Regions from separate parts of the Homo sapiens genome. Here region 2 is linked to region 1. The links are chromatin loops, found by intact Hi-C in ENCODE. Cell type or tissue: MCF 10A. All regions are shown on one strand. Each heading gives the region's core, and the rest is flanking DNA. Links, peaks and the distances in the headings are about the cores only. Region 1 holds the start of LNCSRLR (lncRNA sorafenib resistance in renal cell carcinoma associated). Region 2 has its middle 290 kb from the start of LNCSRLR.

What was found. Peaks named below come from ENCODE experiments on the same cell type or tissue, not always from the same donor. Only the 100,000 strongest peaks of a DNase experiment are listed, where the experiment ranks them.
Region 2: a loop joins it to region 1, with 22 times the contacts of the local background. A loop is called at or near these places in 7 of 110 quality-filtered maps.

What each region holds. Positions count from the first base shown.
Region 1 is chr3:146,058,629-146,070,043 of GRCh38, reverse strand. PLOD2 (procollagen-lysine,2-oxoglutarate 5-dioxygenase 2) reads left to right here. Exons shown (of 20, transcript NM_182943.3): 20 at 1-604. LNCSRLR (lncRNA sorafenib resistance in renal cell carcinoma associated) reads left to right here and starts at 859. Exons shown (of 2, transcript NR_146297.1): 1 at 859-1,225; 2 at 3,359-3,700. In MCF 10A, for the core only: a CTCF peak has its summit at 4,345 (motif pointing left); DNase peaks (open chromatin) are centred at 2,813 and 4,333.
Region 2 is chr3:145,771,874-145,783,288 of GRCh38, reverse strand. No RefSeq gene overlaps it. Among named protein-coding and RNA genes, the nearest start is that of LNCSRLR, 290 kb to the left of the region's middle. In MCF 10A, for the core only: a CTCF peak has its summit at 6,331 (motif pointing left); a DNase peak (open chromatin) is centred at 6,308.

The DNA of each region.
Region 1 (11,415 bases), core at 1-8,000:
TGAATCTTCCAAAGTGGATTATATTAAGCAGGTATTAGATTTAGGAAAACCTTTCCATTTCTTAAAGTATTATCAAGTGTCAAGATCAGCAAGTGTCCTTAAGTCAAACAGGTTTTTTTTGTTGTTGTTTTTGCTTTGTTTCCTTTTTTAGAAAGTTCTAGAAAATAGGAAAACGAAAAATTTCATTGAGATGAGTAGTGCATTTAATTATTTTTTAAAAAACTTTTTAAGTACTTGAATTTTATATCAGGAAAACAAAGTTGTTGAGCCTTGCTTCTTCCGTTTTGCCCTTTGTCTCGCTCCTTATTCTTTTTTTGGGGGGAGGGTTATTTGCTTTTTTATCTTCCTGGCATAATTTCCATTTTATTCTTCTGAGTGTCTATGTTAACTTCCCTCTATCCCGCTTATAAAAAAATTCTCCAACAAAAATACTTGTTGACTTGATGTTTTATCACTTCTCTAAGTAAGGTTGAAATATCCTTATTGTAGCTACTGTTTTTAATGTAAAGGTTAAACTTGAAAAGAAATTCTTAATCACGGTGCCAAAATTCATTTTCTAACACCATGTGTTAGAAAATTATAAAAAATAAAATAATTTTAGAAAGTTTTGTTGTTCTATTATTGGTGTTTATCTTCCAACGTGAATACATGATGGAATTGTCTGAAAGAATGAAGCCTTTGATTTTTCATTTTGCTTAGTAGATTTAATGATATACGAAACTATTGAATTATAAATGAAATTATAAAATCTTCAATTTTAGGATGACTAGGGATTTGATCTAACTCGTTTTCCAAGTGAGAAAATAGAAGCCAAATGTTATTCAATATAGGTTTATTTGTTTATTAATATTTTCTGGGTCTCTATTATGGGTCAGGCACTGTTCCAGGCACCAAGGATATGTTGATGAAGAAGACATTATAGTCACTGTGAGATGGACTTAAAAAGATAAGGAAGTTGGTTCTACTCCTGTTCTCTTCTTTGGCGACACTTAATACCCAAAGAAAATTTCTACTATCCATCAACTAGGATAAGGAGACATTTTAGTAATGATTTGTGAATTATGTTACTGTACATCAGGAATGGTTTTCAAAATATGTAACACCTGGTATGATGTAGATGCCAACTCATCGGAACAGACTCTGGTTATAAAAGCAGATCGGTTCGTTCCTACCAGTGCAAGCCAGCTTAATATCTCTTGTGGTACAGTTCAAAGACATCTCCCAGGTACTAGTTATTTTCCATTTTGGTATCCATGGGTGGTTACTTAGCATAACTATTTCAGTCTCATGCCATGTTTTCAGAAATGGGATCCAGGTAGTCTATTGAGCACAGTTTTTTTGTCTTTCCTCTTATCCTACATTCCATGAAATAATATAAAATGTAGCTTTAAAAAGATGATTCATAATTACTGAGAGAAAATTAGAAAAATTCCCATAAGTAGATTAAAAAATTTGAAAAACGGAAAACGAGTAGAATTGGAAGGATGGAGAAAAATACAGCTTGAAACACACAGAGCAGAAGATACAGAAAGTACATCTATTGTTTGATTCATTCATTTTATGCAATATAATAAAGGCTTTTTAAAAAAAATACACACACACACCCATATATATAAACAATTATCCCCTGAATAATATGGGCGTTAGAGGCACTGATCCCCATGCAGTCGAAAATCCACATGTACCTTTTGACTCCCTCAACACTTATCAACTAATAACCTACTGTTGACTGGAAGCCTCACTGATAACATAAACAGCTGATGAACATTTATTTTATATGTTATATGCATTATACACTGTATTGTTACAATAAGCTAGAGAAAACGTTATTTAAAAAATTATAAAGAAAGATAAAATATATTTACTATTCATTAAGTGGAAGTGGATCATCATAAAGGTTTTCATCCTTGTTGTCTTCGCGCTGAGTAGGCTGAGAAGGAAGGGGAAGAGGAAGGGTGTCTCAGGGGTGGCAGAGACAGAAAAAACCGGCATACACATGAGCCCGCGTAGTTTAAGCACATGTAGTCCAAGGGCTTATTGTGTATCTGCAACAATCAGATATCTCTGACAGATGAACCTGATAAAGTCACACTATTTAGAGTATGATACCATTTATGTTAAAAACAAAATACTATATATGTGTGCATAAACCTACAGAAAATTTCCTAGAGAGGAACAACTCTGGAGAGTGGTATGAGATCACGGAGGAGTAAATAGGATTTATGCCTTTTACGTTTTACACTTGTGTTTTTGAAATATTATAGAAATATATTTGTATATTGATTGTTTAAAGAAAAAAAGACTAGAAGGAAAAGGAGACATTCACGTAACTAATTTGAATAAATGGAAGCATATGGATGTCAATAGTAACCGTGTGTGTGTGCGCATGTGTGTGTATGTGTATACATACATTACCAAGGTGCTTTAAATGCTCACCGTGGTAGAATTTTTTCTAATTCTTAATGCGCATAGGAATCAATATGAATATTTTCCTTAATATAGATACTTCAGTAGTCATCCAGTGCATTAATCTTCATTCTGCTTCATCTTTGAAAACACTAGTAATTTATCTGTATTGGTAACTTAACTAAGAGGTCAAATATCCTTCTATGGAATAGAAATGTGGAAAACAATGAACATATGAGTTGAGTGGTCCATCCTCGTCACAGAATCTCTTTATGTACTCACTTCTGTTTTCCTGTCTGACATACGTATGTCTTGATTTATTTGCTTTTTATGCCCTAAAGCCCATTTTACATGACATGCTGGTAACTTGTCATTCATTTGGAATTTGGAATGGTTATTCAACAGATGTCTTAAAGTTTCAGAAGAGCCCAGTAGAATTTTTAGTCATAATTGAGTCTGTGTAAATAACTCCCTCTGACTAGACTAGAGGTTAACTGTTGCGGAATATTGAAGTCTTCAAGACTTCATGAAAGCAGTGTATCAAACAGAACTGTTTGTTTTGTGGTCTTTTAGAATAGCAAGCCACAGCATTATTTAAGAATAATTATTAACAAAAAGCCATTGGGAAGAAAAATAGGGAAATGTATAAAACTTTTTAATGCAATGAGTTTTGGATTAAAATAGAAGTACACTAAGAAATAATGAGAAGAGAAAATTGTACATGTAGAAATGCTTTAAAAATGTGAAGTATTGCATAATTACATTATTTTGATAAAATAAATTAGACTGGGAATGTAAGTAAACAGGCTAGGGATTTGTGAACTTTATAAGTCTTAAATCTTTCTAATAGCATTTAAAAATGTACGCAACATCACTGTTCATCAGAGAAATGCCAATCAAAACTACAGTGAGATATTATCTCACCCTAATTAGAATGTCTTATATTCAAAAGACAGGCAATAACAAATGCTTGAGAGGATGTGGAGAAAAGGGACCCCTCCACATTGGGACCACTGCTGTTGAGAATGTAATTAATTACAACCACTATGGAGTACAGTTTGGAGGTTCCTCAAAAAAACTAAAAATGGAGCTGCCATATGATACAGCAATTCCAGTGCTTGATATATACCCAGAAGAAAAAGAAATCAGTGTGCCGAAGCAATATCTGCACTCCTGTGTTTGTTGCAGCACTGTTCACAATAGGTAAGATTTGGAGACAGCCTAAATGTCCATCCACAGATGTATGGATATATTTTTGTTTTATTCTTAATATATTAAAATAGATCAGGAAACATTCATTTGGAAAAGTGGTTTCATTCCTGACAGATATTATTGAAGTGGTGGTAATGTTTGTTTATTTAATAATTCAAGAGACGATGAGTTTAGCATGCTAGTCTATCTTCACTGAAATTTGGTTGACTCAAAATCTGAATACTCTCTTTTGAAAATTAGAAGTTTCTGCCTGTTTAACAATACAAAACACAAATAATCAACTGAAAGAATTATTTTAGAAGATATAATGGATGATCCTCTAGTCAATATTGGATAACAAAATAAGGATGTAATGTAACCATTACATTTTGTAATGGTTAATGAATTATTCTGTGATTAATTACAAAATAATTTTGAAAGACATTTTAACACTGGTTTAAAGTCACTAAATCTGGGATCGTGATGTGAAATGACAGAATAATTCTGCATCTACTGAAGACAATTTATATATGATAAAGCTCAATAACTGCTAAGTGAGAACTGGACAAATTAAATGATAGTTTTCTTCTGATAATTAATGTTTGGAGAATTGATTAATTTTAAATAGTGCATATTTGCAAGATGAGATTATCCTATTTTATTAAATTATTTTCGTCTGTATTTACATAGTTTTTGTATCTTACAAATCTTGCCAAATTGTGACATCACAGCTCCACCTTGTGGTCAAAATAGTTAGCTAAATTTAAAGCAAATGCAAGAGCTTTATAAAATCATGCTATCAAATTTTTTCCCAAAGGCTAATACTAATAAAATGATAAATATTGGATGCTTTTATTCAGGAATTATTTATATATTTTTAAGTATGATACAATACAACATTTTAAAAGGAAGAATTGTGACACCTTATTCTGAAATAAGGAGTAGCTAGCATATTTCTAGTTAATACTGTTGAAGTGATTTGTTTTCTGTTTTTATCTAATTTGTAAACTGCTAATCTATGTTCAATAGAGAATATTTACTTGGATTAATAATAAAATAAGCATAAGAGTAGTCAGATTCGACTACAACTGATAAAGCAATTTGTTTAGAGTAGATAAAATTACTTAATTTACATAATATTAAAACAACAGCTCCATAGGGTCCTATTGTAAAAACAAAATTTTAAAAATTGTTCTTTGTTAGGAAAAGGTCAATAGTAATTTTTCTTTATTATCAGTACGGAACTGGTAAGTGCAACAATGAGGACAAGAGTCTTGTAGTAAAATTTGGGTGATTCAGATACTGTGAAAGTTACAATCCTTGTTTTGACTTTTTGAAGATTAACAAAATTTATTCCTGCTGAAGTTATGCACTAAATTAGTTCTAATTTACTCCAGCTGTTGCACATTTACTTACTGACCACACAGCCACGCTGATCACCCTTTTCTTCCTTTGGGTCACTTAGTGTCTTGGCTGCTGGATGAAATCAAGGGGATCTTCAGCTAATGCTAGAGTGGCATCATTGATTTTCATATTGTCTCAGACAGCTTTCCCATTGACCTATGAGCCAAGAGGAGAGGGAATTTTAAAAATATGTGTTTTTGAAACGATTTTGTGCCTGTGATAGCAAGTCGACAAAGATGGTCCTCAATGAACCATGCCTCCCAGTACTCATACCATTGTGAACCCAGGTGGGTCCTTTGTAACCAATAGAATGCAGTAGAAGTGACTGCCTAATTTCCACATTGAGTTATGAGAAGCTTTGTGGTTTTGAGCTCTTGGAACATTTACTGTTAGGGCATTCTCTGTAGAATCCAGGTACCATGCTGTGCCCATGCCACATGGCAAGGCCATGTGCAAGCACTGTGGCCAACAGCTGAAACCAAGCTCCTGCATCAACTTCTACCACATGAGTGAATTATTTGGACATCAGTCCCAGACAAATCCCAGTTCAGATGAATATAGCTCCTGTCAACATCTGCCTGCAACCACATGTGAGACCCCTCAGCCAAGAAACACCCAGCTGAGCTAAGCAAACCCATACAGAACTATAAAAGATGATAATTTATTGAGTCACTAAGTTTCCACATGGTTTGTTACACAAAAATGGATAACTGAAACAGGATTAATTGCCTATAATGTATCTCTAATAGGCTTTCCTTCTCAGAGCACTTTGCATACTGGATTGTTACTTACCTTTCATTCTCCTCAATAAGGCCGTGGGCTCCTTGAGGGCAAGGACTGGGTCTTATTCCACCTTTTCAGTTTTAGCATATAGTCTGGCATATAGTAGGTATTTGTGTGTTAACTGGAAGTTGGTTTTATATCTGAAATTTTATTGTATTTGAATCAAAATGATCCCTGAGGGGGAATAGGTGTTTTGAATTTAAGAGGTAGCCAAAAAATAAACCTATGTGTACTGTAGTTGTGTGAAGTAAAGATGTGTGAAATATTGTACAGTTTGTCCCTGAATAAAGGAATATGTAGGTGGCCTCAAGTTGGATACAGTGATGCACTAAGACAGTATAAAAGGAAACTGCTATCACTGTTATCCTCAGCATTCTGGGCCAAAGGACTGAGAGAGGGAGGGTTCAGTTTATGAGTAATTTGCTTAGTGTATGCTTACTGTGTGTATTTGTATTAAACATTCAATAAGTGTTTCAAATTGAATTTACTTTTATACATCTTAAAGCAGTTTTCTAAAAGGTGCTTTAAAAAGTGTTATTTTATATAGTGACTACAAATTCTATATCTTATCCTCTAAGTTTAAACTAGAAAATAGTTCTAAAATAGAAATATGTGAAGACAGTGGATTTTCAAATGCCAAGGAAAGTGTAGCTTTGATATGTACTGACTCTGGAACTAGTGTTGTTACCCCAGTTACAGATTCGATTGCCCATTGGGTGTGGCCTTTCTTGGTTTTGACCAAATGTCATTTTAACATCTATTCAGTCTGGTCTTAAAAATGTGATAAATAATGGAATGAAAACTTTATAATTTCAGAATTATGGACCTGTAGGACTCTGTTCAAAATATGAATTATTTAGGAAAGTTATAACTGTGATGATGTCAGAAAAAATAGAACTTAGAACCTCTCTTGAGGTTCTTGTGAAGTCCTATTTTTTAATCAATATAGAGGAGCTATTTTTAAAATTGGTAAGTGAATTGCCCAATCTGAGATATTTAAAAGGTACCAAAGAGCAAATTTAAGTGCATAAAGTAATAAGAATTAAGAGGGAGCAATGAGATTCAGGAGTTATGATTAATTATATTTCAAGTAGGTATGTGGAGAATGAACATAAACACATCTAACTTGCCATCTAACTTGCCATTGATTAGAGGGGTTTCATCTAATTTGGGACATTTGTTTTGACATTAAATTTTCTAATCTATTATTTTTGGACAGAATATCATCTACACTGTATTCTAGACAGTTTCATCCTCCAATAGATTTTCTTGCAAATTTTTAATCCAATGTTACATTATTTTTTTAAGTTCTAAAATGAAGACAGAACAAGAATTACAGAACATGTACTTGTCTGTATTACATAATTAATTAGTGTCCTCTCTCAGATGCTTGTAGCCCTGAATCTTAATCTTCATTGAGGGTTTACTTTTGTTGACAGTTACATGTATAGCTAGCTGAATATACGTGGGCTTCCCAGATTTCCTACCTACCAATAGTTAGGTGGGATTATGGAACTGCTTTTGGCCAGTGGCCAATGAATGGAAGTTATGTGGATTACTTGCAAAGCCACACATTTATGAGCCCGTTTTAGAGACCTTGAAGCATATGTATTGAGATGCCTGGATCTCTGAATCACTATTTGGAAGTAAGTTGTCCTTAATAGCTGCTAGGACCACAACAGATTTATACGAGAGAGAAATGAAGTTTTCTATGTTAAGCCACTGAAGTTTCAAGGCTTGCAAGACCGCTTATTTTAACCTGACTAAAACAACAATCACATGTGTGAGAAAAAGATATACACTTTATTAGGAGAAGATGAATTTAGGTTTATGTTGATTTACAAATAATAAAAATCTAGAGTTATCTTAGGATTTTGTGATTTAATTTGTGTCATCGAACAATAGAATCTGAGGACTGGAAGTAGTGTTAAAAGCTATATAGTCCAAAGTCTGTCCTACCTCTACCCTAAACAAATCATCTTTCAGGCTTTCCTGGTTGTTGATCACCCAGGTTTACTTGAAAACTTCATTTAGTGAATGTTCATGAGTATCTGTTACAAGCCCATGTACCTGAAATTACAAACATGATTTAGATATCAACCCTGCATTACAATCTGGTGACAGGCAATTTACTGCATTCTAACACAGAAACAGCAAAGCTTTTCTCATAACTGTAATGAAGACTGTCTTTTGTAACTTCTTTGTAAAGTTTATGTGGGTACACTTGGAAATTATATGAAAAACCTAATACCTTTTAATATGGGTTTATAAAATATTTAACAGCCGTAATCACAACAGTTGCCTCCCACCTACCACCCCTCTATGCCTCACCTTATTACCTTTTCCACATTTAAAAATACCAGATTCTTCACTAGTCTTTGTCTGACCACCCTCACTGCTCCTCCCAGCTGACTGGCTTGCTGATTTTACAAAGTCCTAGTATCAGTATCACTCTCCTCTACATTTGGAATGGTTTATCAACATAGCTGTGGAAGGGTGGTGGCCAGATCTGAACTTAATATGCTAGGTAGTACTAGGTATAAGTGGTATAGAAGCAAAGAGAAGACTCATTCATATTTTGTATTTTTTGCTAATAAAATTAAGTATCAAATTACTTTTGGTGAGGGATGGGCAACTGTATTGTACTGCTGATAATTTGCAGTCAGGAAAAATTTTGTTTTCCTTCTCATAACAACACTGTTAAGCCATGATTCAGTTTACTTTCACATTTTTCTTGAGCCAAGTATAGAATGCTATTAAATTAAATTTTATTGGTTTTAAATTATAATTTTAGCCTGTTTCAATCTTTGTGAAAGCTAATTCTATCACTCAACATAATTAAGTTATTCTCCTCTTGGGCTCGTGCCACCCAAAATGATGAGCTAGCTTTCGACAACTGAGTCTTGGTAATTTACAAAACTGTTCAGAAAGACGAACCAAAATTTGAATGGCTTGCTGTGTTCTGTATAAATTTATAATCGAAAGTCTGATCATGGCTACAGGTTTTTTTTTTTTTTTAACTTGTTCTGTTTTTCAACAAACAATATACTTATTTGCAATTAAATGAAAATAAAGCATTGAATTCTGAAGTTTTAGAGAATGACCTTAGAGATTTTTAGTGGTTGTCAGCCTTAGCCTCCTATTAAAATCATCTGGGAACTATTAAAAGCATTTAATGTTGTGACCCTACCTAGACCTATTAAATTCCATTCTCTGGGGTGAAGCCAGGCCATCAGTTATTTTAAAAGTTCTCCAAGTGCTTCTAATGTGCAGCACAGGTTGGGAGAATCTGATCTAGCTTAGCACTTAAAGGTTATAGTGCTACCACTACATAACACTTCTATATTGAGTTTACTGTAGTATATTAATGGAGCTATCTTAAGTGGAAAATGTCTGATCAATCATTAAATAGCAATCTAAGTGAAATCTATAACTAAAATTTCTATCTGGAAAGACAAAAAGAAAAACCAACTTCTCTTTGAGGGTATGCTATACCCAGAGACTTGGCTAGTGCTAAGGAGGGCATGGTAGACTTCCCGAGGTCACACAAAGAACAAGCAGCTCATGCTTGGTTCTACCCAATAGTCTGAGTCCCCTCAGTCACTCTGTTTTAGCCTCTAAACCACTAGGACGTGATTTGAGAAATTTCATGAAGCCTCAAGGTGTTCTTTCAGGTTATTTGTACAATGGGGAAGAAAATATCTATAGTTCAACCTCTTTCCCATACTCATGACAGATCACCTGGCCTGTGCTTCAGTATTTTACAGATTGTTCATCTGTGGCTGAAAAGCTCTTATCAAAATGCTCTTACTTTTATTGAGCTGATAAAGTTGCCATCCTAACTTCTATCCATTGGTTCTGGCTCTGCCTCCTGGAGGAACACAGACTATGTTGATTGTCTTTTCCCTGTGTTAGCAATGCAGATGGATTGTAATTTTCCTAAATCTGCTCTTCAAGAAAAGATTTCAAGTTTTGAAAACCATATCATCATCCTGTCCTCGGTGACACCTGTTTCTCTCCTTTGTCAACATCACCTTTCACAATGTGTCACCTGGATAGCAGATCGAACAACCTGGCTATAATAGTGGTTCTGATAGCCTCCTTTGATCTCGTCATTGTATTCTAGAAATGAAGCCCAAGATTTTATGTATTTTTACCGCGGTCATACCACGTTGATTTAAAAGATCAATGATTTTCAAGCCAGGCTGGACATTAAAATCACTTGGGAGAGCTTTGAAAAAATATAGCGATATCCTGTTTTACCCTTGATCAATTAAATCAGAATCTCTGGGGATAAGGCCCAGGTACAGTGATTTTTAAAAGTACTTCAATGACCCTAATATGCATCTAAGTGAGTTCTATCCTTAAATGTGGTTTCTCTCAATTTGTAGGTAAATACAATATTTTGTTGTTGTTTGAATGTAAATATCAGGCTTTTGATCTGTTCTAGTTTAATTTTCTGATAATAGTAGTCCCAGAATTTTCAAATGCAATTCTTTAAGATTGCAATGAAGTTAGAACTCTTACGTTACTGTTTATGTCCACAAAATGTTTAGAAAAGTTTGAAAAGGATTTTGAAAAAGATTAACAGTGTTAATATTTCTTATATTGTTGGGTTTATGCATAATATAATTTGGTTAATATGTATCATAAATAAAAGTATTTTAAGATCACATTGTGAACTTGTATCATCATTGATAGCAAATGACATAGCTCATAAGCATGGGATCCAAAATTGGTTTTCCAAATTTAAGGACTTTCCAAGTAAAACAAATTTTAATGCTATGCTCATTGCTTCTCTTTTTATTTAAAACATTGGGTTTTAAGACATAACCAAAATAAACTACTTTTTATTCCTTTGACTTTAGATATCTTTCAGCTGTTAAAAGGAGTGTTGTTTCATAAAGCCTGACAGAAAACTTTCAGTCTCTCTCATCTGAAATTAATCACAGTATTGAATAAGAGTTACCCGGAACAACTGCAATGATTTAAATTTGTGACCCTGGATCATTTGGCAAAGGCATTTTTCCCCCAAAGTTTTTAAGATTGCCTGAGTATTTCAGCATAGTGAATAGAATTTTATAAAAATCAGTGTTATTAGCCATTTGCATAAAAGGCAAGTAGCAACCTTCATGGTATCCCCCATTATTCTTGAAATATTGCATACATTGTTGGTGAGATGATATACAATTCTAAAGGCACTGGTTCATAGGCTAAAGTATCATACATTGATATTTATACTATCTGTCACACTCAAAATGAATTAGAGATAGTCCAAAGGAATAATGTAAATACTATTAAAACGAAGACAAGAAAGGTCAGAAAACACTGAGACAAAGCAGTTGAGAGGCTTATTGTAATTGCACACACACACAAAAAACTATCATTAAGCTCTTTTGATGCCAGCTCAAAAGAAACACAATGGGTTATGTATTTGAGGCCTCCTTATATTTTCATAAAGGCATTCCTCTTAGTTAACCCTCATCTATTCTATGTATACATTAGAACTTCACCAAGAGATTCAGTCTTGCTTTCAACTCTGAGTTCTAATCTTATCTGTGCTTAAGGGCCTCCAGTAGGTCAAGTAACAAGTTAACACCGATGCCTGCCTTGCTTTGACTTTTTCTTTCA
Region 2 (11,415 bases), core at 1,610-9,609, 290 kb after region 1:
TGTTTCTGTTTTCTGTTTTCTTACTTTTCTAAGTATTTCTCATCAATGTAAATTTTTCATCATTTATCTAATTCTACTCTGTAGGCATACAGACATGTAACGCACTATGTAAATTACATCATCTTTGGAGGTATCCTTCAGTGCCTTCTGATGTCCTCCACTTTGGGCTGGTTGCCTTTGTACTACCCTACTGGCCCCTTTCAACATTACCCTGTGGGTAGCTTTGTCTTTTCTATGATTTTGGATCTCCTGTTTATTATGTCTCTACGTTTTCTTGGTTTATTCTCCTTCTTAGGTGGAACACAATCTTCAGAGGCACCCTGAGATAAGATGGGTGCTGAAAACGCACTTATTCTCCACTCACACTCAATAGATAGTTGGAGTGGACATAGAATTCTTCATTGGACATTACTATCCTTCATGATGTTGAGACATTCGTCCATTGTTTGTAGCTTTTGTGTTGCCCTTAAGAAATACGATGCATTCGGATTCCTGATCTTTTGTTTATATCCTTTATTTTTTTTCCTCTAACCCTTTAAAAGCTGCTAGGATAATGCTATTCAGAGTGTTTGGAAATTGCAAACATTCAGTTGTCTCACGTCATCCAGTATGGAGTATTTAATGAATATGTTTACCATGAAAACTCATGTCTCAGTTTATTTACCTCCCTCCAATGTTTATGATCTCTTTCTTTCTGTAACTCCTATTATTCAAATATTAGACTGAATGGCTTGTCGTCTAATTTTCTTGTCTTCTGTATTATATGGCTATTTTACTTTTACATTATTTTCAGGGAAGCCTCCTTAACATTATTTCCAAAAGTTCTATTAATTTAAAAAATCTCTAGAATCAGTTTTTAATTTTCAAGAGTGTTTCTTTTTTCCTAAATGTTCTCTTTCATAGCACAGTAAGGCTATTGATTTGGTTTTTGATTTTGCCCATTGCTGACTTTGTTTGTAGGACATCCTTTTATTTTCTTTTCCTCCTATTCCTCTTTCTCTGTCTCATCCTCCTTTTCTTCCTTCTCTCCTCTTTTGATTCTCCTTCTCCTCCTCCCCTTCTTCCCTTTCCACTCCTTCTCCTACTTTTTCTCTTTCTTCTTCTCCTCCTCAGGTTTTGACTAGTCATTTACCATTTGTTCATTTGCTCTCTAGCTTATAAAAATCTGTGTGTTATTATCTCCTCTTTTTTTGTGGATTTATTTCTTCAAAAATTCTTTTACTTTTTTTGTATTGAGTATTGGGGAGAAAGTCAAATATTTGCTTATTTGTTATGTTTGTCTAGAACAAATACTGCTATATATTTTATGATGAAAACATGTCGACTTTGGAATAATAACTACAAAAATCTATACTATGTTATTTAAAAAATATCCCCGGCAGATTTCTTTGTTTTACCCATTTTAGTTTTATTTACAAGTATACTAAATATTTTCTGAGTCTCATAATAAAACAAGAGATGTTTCCAAAAAACCAACACATTTAATCTCTTAGAAGTGAATGTTTATTTTTAAATAATATCAACAATATCCAAATTTTGTCCCCAAATTTATGAAGACTATAAATCCTTGACTTCTTCATTTAAAGACACTTACTAGACATGTTCTCTGTTCCGGGTCCTGTACTAGGTTCTGAGAAATAGAAAGATGAGTCAGGACAGTCTCCTGTTAAGAAACTGCAGGACTGAACAGAGAATTCTGGAGATAATTTTTATGTTGAAAAAGTTACAATCCAAAGGAAGTTGATTAATATATCCAGGGTCACATATTTACTGAGCTGGGGTTGTGATTTGGGGCCCATTTGATTTATCTATTACAAATATGTTGTGGCTTCATCTATTGTATATATGTGTGTGGTCTTGTGGTGGTGCCAGTATGTTTGGTAATACAGCGGTGTTCGTTTTGGCTGTTCTAAGGCTGTGCTTTGATTCATGATCCCACATAGCCTAGGAACTAACGGTGCACATGAAGAAGTCAGTCTGCCTAGATTTGATTCCTGTGTAATTATAAGCCCTGTGGTGCCTCGATTTGTTTCTGTGTAAATGGGGATGATGATAGCAGTTAGTTGATAGGGGTATAGTGAATATTACAAGCATTAATATATTTAAGGGGTTTGGGAAAAATACTTGGCAATGGAAAACACTGCTCAAGTTTTAGCTATTATTATGGCCTGAGTTGTGCCAGCTTGCCTCCCTCAAATTCATATGTTGAAACCCTAACACTCAATGTGACTACATTTAGAAATGGGGCCTTTAGGGAGGTAATTAAGGTGAAATGGGGTCCTGAGGATGGGGCCCTAATCCAATAGGGCTTTTGTCATTAAAAGAGGAGGAAGAAGCCAGATGCAGTGCCTCACACGTGTAATCCCAGCACTTTGGGAGGCCGAGGCAGGCAGATCACCTGAGATCAGGAGTTTGAGACCAGCCTGGCAAATATGGTGAAACCCCGTCTCTACTAAAAATACAAAAATTAGCTGGGCATGGTGATGGATGCCTGTAATCCCAACTACTCGGGAGGCTGAGGCAGCAGAAACACATGAACCCTGGAGGCAGAGGTTGCAGTGAGCCGAGATCAAGCCACTGTACTCCAGCCTGGGTGACACAGTGAGACTCTGTCTCAAAAAATAAGAAAAATAAAGAGGAGGAAGAGACACCAGAGAGCTTGTTTGCTCTCTCCGTTCTCAGAAAGAAGTCGTATGAGGACACAGTGAGCAGGTGGCTATGTACAAGCCAGGAAGGGAGGCCTCTTTAGAAACCAACCCTGACCACTCCTTGACCTTGAGATTCTAGCCTCCGGAACAATAAGAAAATAAATTCCTGTTGTTTAAGCAATGCAGTCAGTGGTATTTTGTTATGGCAGCCCAAGCAGACTAATACAGCTGTCATTATTTGCCTACTGACTTGCACTGGATGTTCTTACTTGCTGCTCATCATCTCTTCCATCTGTGATAGTGGTCCTTTTGTGACTCCGGTGTCATCCTATCCTCATCAATGATACAGATTTACTTAAAGCATTTAGCTAGATTTTTAGAATCCAAAGAGTTATTAGACATTGTCTGAGTTCTTAAATTTAATATTTATTAAATTGGTCAACTGACAATTTTAGGGATTGTTTTCCTAGGTCCAAAAAATATTCAGGGAGGAAATGGGTCTTGAAGTATAACTCTAAGGAGTTATTGAAATAAAGGAGTAAAAATACTCAATATGGTCAGGTGCGGTAGTTCACGCCTGTATTCCTAGCACTTTGGGAGGCCAAAGCAGGCGGATTGCTAGAGCCTAAGAGTTTGAGACTAGCGTGGGCCACATAGCTAGACCTCATCTGTACAAAAAAATACAAAACTTAGCCGGATGTGGTGTCACACAACTGTAGTCTCAGATACTTGGGAGGTTGAGGTGGGAGGATCACCTGAGCCCAGGAAGTCGAGACTGTAGTGAGCTGTGATTCTGTCACTACACTCCAGCCTGGAAAACGGAGTAACACTCTGTCTTGGAAAAATAATAAATAATAAAGCAGAAATTGAGTGAGAAAATCTTAAAAGTTGGGAAAGTAGTGTCACTTTCTACCTGTGTCCTTGGACAAGCCACTTAACCTTGCTCAGTTTCAGTTTTTTTATCTGTGAAAGGCAAGGATATTAATAGTGCTTGATGAGTTGTCCATTTAAAAATTTCAAAATAATTGTCAAATAATATTTATGAATATTATTTGAAGATGTTTATCATGTATTTGAGGTAAAACCAATAAAGCAAAAATAGAGGGAGATCAGAAAAATGTTGGGGAGGAAGAGTCGGGTTAAATTTCGGAGAACCCTATGGGTCAGAAGTTTCAGGGTTCATTCTATTGGCACTGAGGAAATCTTGAGTTTGTAAGCATGGACATGGTATGGTTTTAGGAAAATTCATCTGCAATCTTACAGCAGAATATTTTTAGGCAGTGAGAAAGTAGATACATACAAATTAGCAATGTTTTACAATATTCTAAGAGAAAGAGGAGATAGATTAGTTTTATGGTAATTATACTAGGAATATAAGAAAGAAATACTATAAACATAGTAGCTTCAGGTTTGACCGCTAAATAGATGTGAGAAAGTGGTCAGAATCAAGTATGATTATGAGATTTTTGAGCCTACCCTAGTATCAAAGAAAATAATGAATAATTTGTATTGCAGAGACAAATATGTTATTTTCATTTGAAGTAATTGTGTGTGTGTGTGTGTGTGTGTGTGTGTGTGTGTGTGTAATATGCAAATGGAGATACTTCAGCTATAGCTGACCATGAAGCTCAATGAAAACACCTAAGAGTGAATTGTACAGCTGCTTGACAACAGAAAAAAAGACTTTTAGAACATTACTGGTTAAGATGACAAGAATATAATTTTTTGGTTGCTTAATCACTTAAGCAATGAAAATTTGAGTCTAGTCAGATGTGGTCAGTAAAGCTTAAAATTAATCAGGTATGGTGGTGCTCATCTGTACAGCCCCAGCTACTCTAGAGGCTGAGGTGGGAGGAGCGAGCCTTGAGCACAGGATGTAGAGGCTGCAGTGAGCTGTAATTGCATCACTGCAGTCCAGCCTGGGCAACAGAGTGAGACCCTGTCTTCCAAAGGTGTCTACCTTTTTAAAAGGTAGTCACCTAAGACACTTCCAATTATAAAGACTTTATTGTTATGACAGCTTCAAACACAGGTGGATTAAAACAAATCTGTGTGTTAAATAGTCTTACATAAAACACAGAAAATTTAATCTTTTCTAAAATTTATATTAGTAGACTTCATTGTTCTTCATGTTTCTCAATTTAATTTTTCGATGGCTGGATTCAACAGAAATTTTGTCACTTGGGTAGTAAGTGGAAGGGACTATTACTTCAACTTCATCAAAGTGCAGTAGAGTAACTATCTGTCACACCAGCAAAGATAGATTTTCCAAAAGAAAATATTGAATACTTTGAGAACTAGTTATAGCTAACATTTTTTAAGTGATTACAAACTAAGATGCTGGATTTTTAAAAAATTGAGTAATTTACCCACCATGACAACAACAGATGATATTAACATCTTTATGGATGAGAAAAGCTAGTTTTATTGTTTTAAATCAATAATTCTTAATCCCAGCATTTTGGGAGGCCAAGGAGGGCAGATCACGAGGTCAGGAGTTCAAGACCTCGTTGAACTCCAGTTCAGCCAGTTCAGCCTGGCCAACATAGTGAAACCCCATCCCTACTAAAAACACAAAAAATTAGCAGGGCATGGTGGCGGGTGCCTGTAATCCCAGCTCCTCCAGAGGCTGAGGCAGGAGAATCCGTTGAACCTGGGACGGGGAGGTTTGAGTGAGCCTAGATCACACCATTGCACCCCAGCCCAACCGACAGTTCAAGACTTCATCTCAAAATAAATAAATAAATGCAAACAAAATAATAATGATAATTCTTGAACTTTGGTATATAACAAAATCACTTAGAAGAAGGTCTGGCCTTCTTTGCATTTTTACCAAGTCCCACAGGTGCTTCTGAATGCCACCCAAGTTTTAGAAGCACTGGCTAATAGTGCTTCTGGCTAATATGCTAATAACTTACACTTTTAACTAACATGCTCTACAGTTTCCAACTATATCTGCTCTTTCAAATCACTAGGATATTTATATAGTTTCTAAAACAAATATCTAAATCACTCCTTCCTCCTTTGAACAAAATGTACTAATGGTCTCTCATCATTTAGGTTTTTAGTTAACTCTATTATAAAGAAGTTTGCTATCGATGTTAGATAAAAATGTAACAAATATATGTTGTATTTTGATGAATTGTCACTGTAAGTTTTCTTATAGAAAAAGGATGAAAGTATTGTAGAAGTCATTCCTATATTGGAAGTGGTGTTTAAGTCAGTGAATTGCCAGATGCCTGCAAACTGTCGTGTCTACAGACCTGTGAGACTATGCACGGCCTCTCCAAAGCTTGAAATACAATACAATGAACCTTGAATAATGTCCTGCCCTTAAACACTGGACATTCAAATAATTTGCACTATTAAGAGTATAAAATAAAGATAAACATTAGCATTAGTAGTTTAACATAAAAACAATCTACTATACTGCTTTTCTGAATGGGTTTTTCAAACGAGATTTTAGGTTTCTATAGAAGCAGGAGTTTCAGCCCTCAAACTTGAGCCAACTAATTTTCTGATGAGACACTAACAACAACTACAAATGTAGTTAAAATTTTCTCTTTCTGGCCAGAAGGAATTTTTCCTGTATTTGGAGAAGAAAATGATGTTCAGCTTGTGGACGATTCTGAAAAGGCTCTGAGTAATGCTTAGGGACACATGACTGTAGCACCCCCTGCTGATGACTTCTGGGATTAAAGTTCATGTGATACTGGTTTCAGCTCCATGATTCCTCAAGTCATTTCACTTTGCTGGTGAGACAGAAAAGTAATGTTATCTCAACTTGTCTTATTCAACAATTAAATTCTATTAGTTTTACATTGAAATTCTAAATCCTAAGATTTATTGGGTTATTGATAATTTTTATCACCTGTTGGTAATCTATTCATTTCATTCATCCATTCAGCAAACACTGAGTGCCCACTCTCTGGCTGTTGATGTTTTAGTTGTATGAGATATAGCTGTTAACAAAACGAACTTACTTCCTTCATGGGGTTTACATACTGGGGTGGAGTGGGGGAAGAGAGGGTTAAAGATAGAGAAAGAGGGAGGAAGGGAGAGAAACAGGGAGGAAGGGAGAGGGAGAGGGAGAAACAGAGGAAGAGGGAGAAAGAGGGAGAGGGAAGGAGAGAGGAAGAGAGAGAAGTTGATATACAGCATGTCAGATGATGATAAGCATTATGGAGATATTAAAAAGAAACAAGGTAAGAAGAAAAGCAAATGCAGGTGAGGATTGAGAAATTCTTTTTTTTTTTTTTTTTTTACAAGATGGTCTTCATTTTATGAGATTTTTCTTCCCACACATTGAAATAATTCACTAAAAACAAGCAGTCCTCCCTCAGCAATTAGAGTAATAATAAGTCCCAATCAGAAGTCAAGCACAGAGGGGAGGCAGTGTTAGTCATGGGAGGCAGATCTGTTAACGGAGGGACAAGGCATATTTTTGGAGAAACTTTTATATTCAAAATCTAACAATCTTTACCTAGCATCAGTACTAAATTTGAAGAAGTACATGAGACCAAGTTCCTTTGTTCTATTTATTGTTTCAAAATCTGAATTGTTTGTCACTTACAGAGCAAGGAGAACAGAGCACTGTAAGAATGATCTCAAGGTCTTTGTGATCATTGTTACAAGGTCACAGCTGTTTGCACATTGTATTTCAAAATCTGAAAGTATGTTATCACAATCCCATTCTTAACATGAACACATCTACCCAATGGGTGGGGAAGGACTTTAGCTGTTTCTCTGTTCCAGTCCCCTGCCCTAGGACCACCCAGCTGGCAAGGGCCACATCCTGACCATCTCTTGTGGTCAGAGCACAGGGTGACCACATTTATGGAGCTCAAATGAGCCAAGTCTCAAAGCAATGGAATGAACAATTTGTTTCCACTTATGTTAAACCAGGGAAGAAAAAAAATCATTGAATACATTAAATAACATAGGTCAATAGAAAGAAATGTATTTCAAAAAGGATAGTCTGTTGCGAACACAAGATGACAGCCATAGCTTAGGACGTTGACTGCCTTCAGTTCCCCTGTCTGCTCTCCCTATCAGTGCTACACCCAGGGTCAAACCCAACTCTAGATCAATCAAGGGTCTGCCTTTTCAACATCTACACCCATGCTGCTATGTATGCTCAAGAAAAATCACACACTTTTATGGGATTAGAAAGTGACAAACGTATGATCCTCAAAATAGCCTGGAAAATTCTCATTGTGTTTCTAGTCAATTCCATCTCCTATTTTTAACTTTGGCTTCTCTTCTCAACTGCTGACCTTATCACAACCCTTCCCTCAGGAGAAGAGCTAACTTTTTATTGCAGGCAGAAAAGAGAAAATACCTGATTGTTATTCCCTAAGCATCCTATCACCTATAAAGGTATCTGCATCTACTTAATCCTTCCTAATTCCTTCCTACTTTAGTGGGAAAGGTCTTCTCCTTGCTGTTCAAGGATGATCCTTTCTCAAGTATTCCCGTATTCTCAGTGACATGGCACCATCCTTCATCTATTCATCTCTTCATTCCCTTTGCCTACTGGCTTCTAAGGCTCTATGAAAATAATAAGTCAGTGGGCTTTGGAGAAAACCTGTAGAGAGTTCCTCTCAAACTCAATTTCCTCATTTGTCAAATGGGGATCAGAGCTCCTCTCTTACAGTGTCTTTGTAAGGATTAAGTGATGCAATATAAAAATCACTTGGAGCACAGCAAATATTCCAGAAACCCGACAGTTTGTGTTACTCCTGTTGCAGTGTACTACCAATTTATTTGTAATAGTCCTTTACAAAGCACGTTTACATGCCTTTCCAATTCTATCCTTACAAAAGCTTATAATATAAGCAGGACAGATCTAGAAATTGATTCAAAGTAATAAATTTTCTTTCTCAAGGTCACGGAGCTAGGTGGTGGTGGATTTAGGACTCAAAATAAGATTTTCTGAATCCTGCCTGCTTCATTGCTTGTGCACCTACATTTACTGCCTTTTTAGTTTTTGAATCCTTATGGGAAGTATGCTATCAGTTGTGGATTTGGACTCATTTGAACTCAGGAGCTAATGAACTGCTTTTGTTATAAAATAAAATTGTATTTCTCTGTGCAGATATCATTTGTGTTTTTCTTTGTATCGTGGATTACTTACAAGTTTGATGTTCTTTATGTATGCAAAGTGGGATAGGCATTAAGTGCATTACCTGAAGCAAAGACTACAGCTGTGTGAGGTTGATGAAACTACAATAGATTTCACAAAGTGCTTTTTGTGAACAAAATTCTAAACACTTATGACAAAGTCTATATAACATATGGTCTAGCATCCATTTAAATTTGCAAATGTAAAACATGCACAAAGAGGAAATATGTGAGTTTTATTTTCTTTCTCAGTCTTTTTTAATAGACTCCAGGTTTAAAGGAATTTGGGGAATTAAGTTAGTTCAGTTTGCTATTTTCAAGATTATATATGGGTCACCTGAATTTCAAGATACTTCATAGCTTGTGTTAACAACTTACGTCAGTATGAAATAACTTTATGGACATGGTTTCTTTATTTCGTTTGGGGGAGACAGAACTGTATATTTCTTGACCTTCTAAAAAACTGAGATAACAAATGAATACTCAGGAATATGTGTCATGGTACTGGCATAAATTAATGTTAGAGAGCAGAATTCAAAGAATTCTGGGAGGGTTAGGATTGCTACGGTTGAAGAAAACTGCCTTACATAAGATCATGCCTGATCGTAAGGGCAGCCCACATCCAGTGGCCAATAAATGGAATTGTATAAAGGCTTGGCCTTCTTGCCTCAATTCACAACTGCTCTGAAGGATGTCAAAGAGAAATACTTAATAGCACTAGACGCTTATTAAAAGTGGCAAGGCTGATTTATTCAGCCTTCTGCAGTAGGAAAGAGACACTCCATTAAAAACTATGCTCACTTCCAACTAAGACAAAATTAACTAGGAGAAAATAGAGAGAACAAAAAAGGGCTATAAGGAAGTAAAATAAAGTAACTAAAGGGGACTGGGGGCTATGGGGAAGTGAAAAAATATGTGATGGGGGATAAGTGGAAAATTATTGAAAATCATTTGGCAATGTACATTGGGACAATGTGCACTTTGTTACATTTTCTTGAGCAAAGACTCAGCCTAGGGGCTGGTGCCACCTCTAGAAATACCACCTAGGGGAGGTAGGAGTCAGGCTAAAGTTTGGCCAAGTCTCTCAGCACTGTGTTCAGGCAGGTCCTTTGTGCCACCTGGAAGTTCACAGTCCACAAGGTGCACACCTTTGAGACTACAATGACATCCAACTTCTCCCTCTGCTCAATCAATCCTCCATCCATTCTCCAATCTTCACAGGTACAGATCCCAAGAGCTCTAATGAACATCCTGTATGCTAGACTCCAGCTGAGGCGGTTTCTCAGGTCCTCCAGCTTCTTATGTTTCTCATAATTATAACCCATGGGCATTTCATACATTTGAAATGGAAGATTCTTTTTTCTCTCTGCAGACATCTTGCTAATTAAGTAAAAGATTACTATAGCCTTGGAACACGTGTCAGCTATAGGATTGTAGCACTTCCTTTCTGCTAAAAAGATGTGGTTCCTTTTGGCTGACACATTTTAAGTCATTTGTGGGTAAATTTCTACACATTCTATGCTTGACTTTTTGTATGTGTGTTTTTTTATTACTGAAATGATATATTATATTCCTAAATAACAGAAATGGATCAATTGTTCAAAGGCCATCCACTAAATCATAAATATAGAGACATAGTAACATAAATGCTACAACTCAAACAACATTATAAATATAATCTACTACCTTTTAAGTACAGAATAAATTACATGGGTATAGCATGTAAATCTGACATGGTGTTTTTACACAAGCAGTCATAAAAGTTGCCAACAGGAAGGAGAACTGTATATAATAGAATTGGATTTTACTGGACCAATAAAGTGATTCATCTACCTCTATTCTTTGGAACATTGTTTGTATTGAAAATTTGTTGAATAGCATCAAGAAACCAATGAAGCTATCACATATTTTTAAAACAAAGCACAGTGATCTCGCTAGTCAACCAAATTAGATGTATTTTTTTTAGAATAAGTGAAAAATATTGCTTTCTTTCATGCAATTGATCAATTTAGTTGCTAAAAATAAAGACTCAAAGTTCTAGTTCTTGAAAAAGAAATATTTAAAAACAAATGCAAGGTTATATAGCCTCAGAAAGAAAGCAGTAGAAGCAATTTTCAGAATTTGTTTTATTAAATAGTATTGACGAGCATCAAATAATACCAACTCATACAATGTCCAAAAGTAATAACTCTCTCAGACAGATAATCTTATGGTGGGACAAATCCTTGAAATGCAGAGACTGAATGAGCTCGTGGCACTTATGTGAAACACGTGAGAGAGAGGTGGTCTATGAGATTTTGTTTTATTATGAGAACCCCATGGTACAGAAGAAGTGGTGTTTTAATTTAGGTGATGATTACTTGGTGAGCCGTAATGAAACCTGGATACAGTGTGCTCACATTGGCACTAAAGTACAATTTATGTAGAGGTAGCAGGAAGGCCATTGCTACTTGAAGGCAGCTCTACATACAGCTTTACCACAAAGTGAACGTGTTACACAAATGAAATATGAGTAATTCATGATGCTGAAGGGTGAATGAGCAGCTCTGAACTAAGACTGCTTTAAAGTTTATAACACTCTTAGTGTTGCGGGAAGTCAGGGACCCCAAACGGAGGGACCGGCTGGAGCCGTGGCAGAGGAACA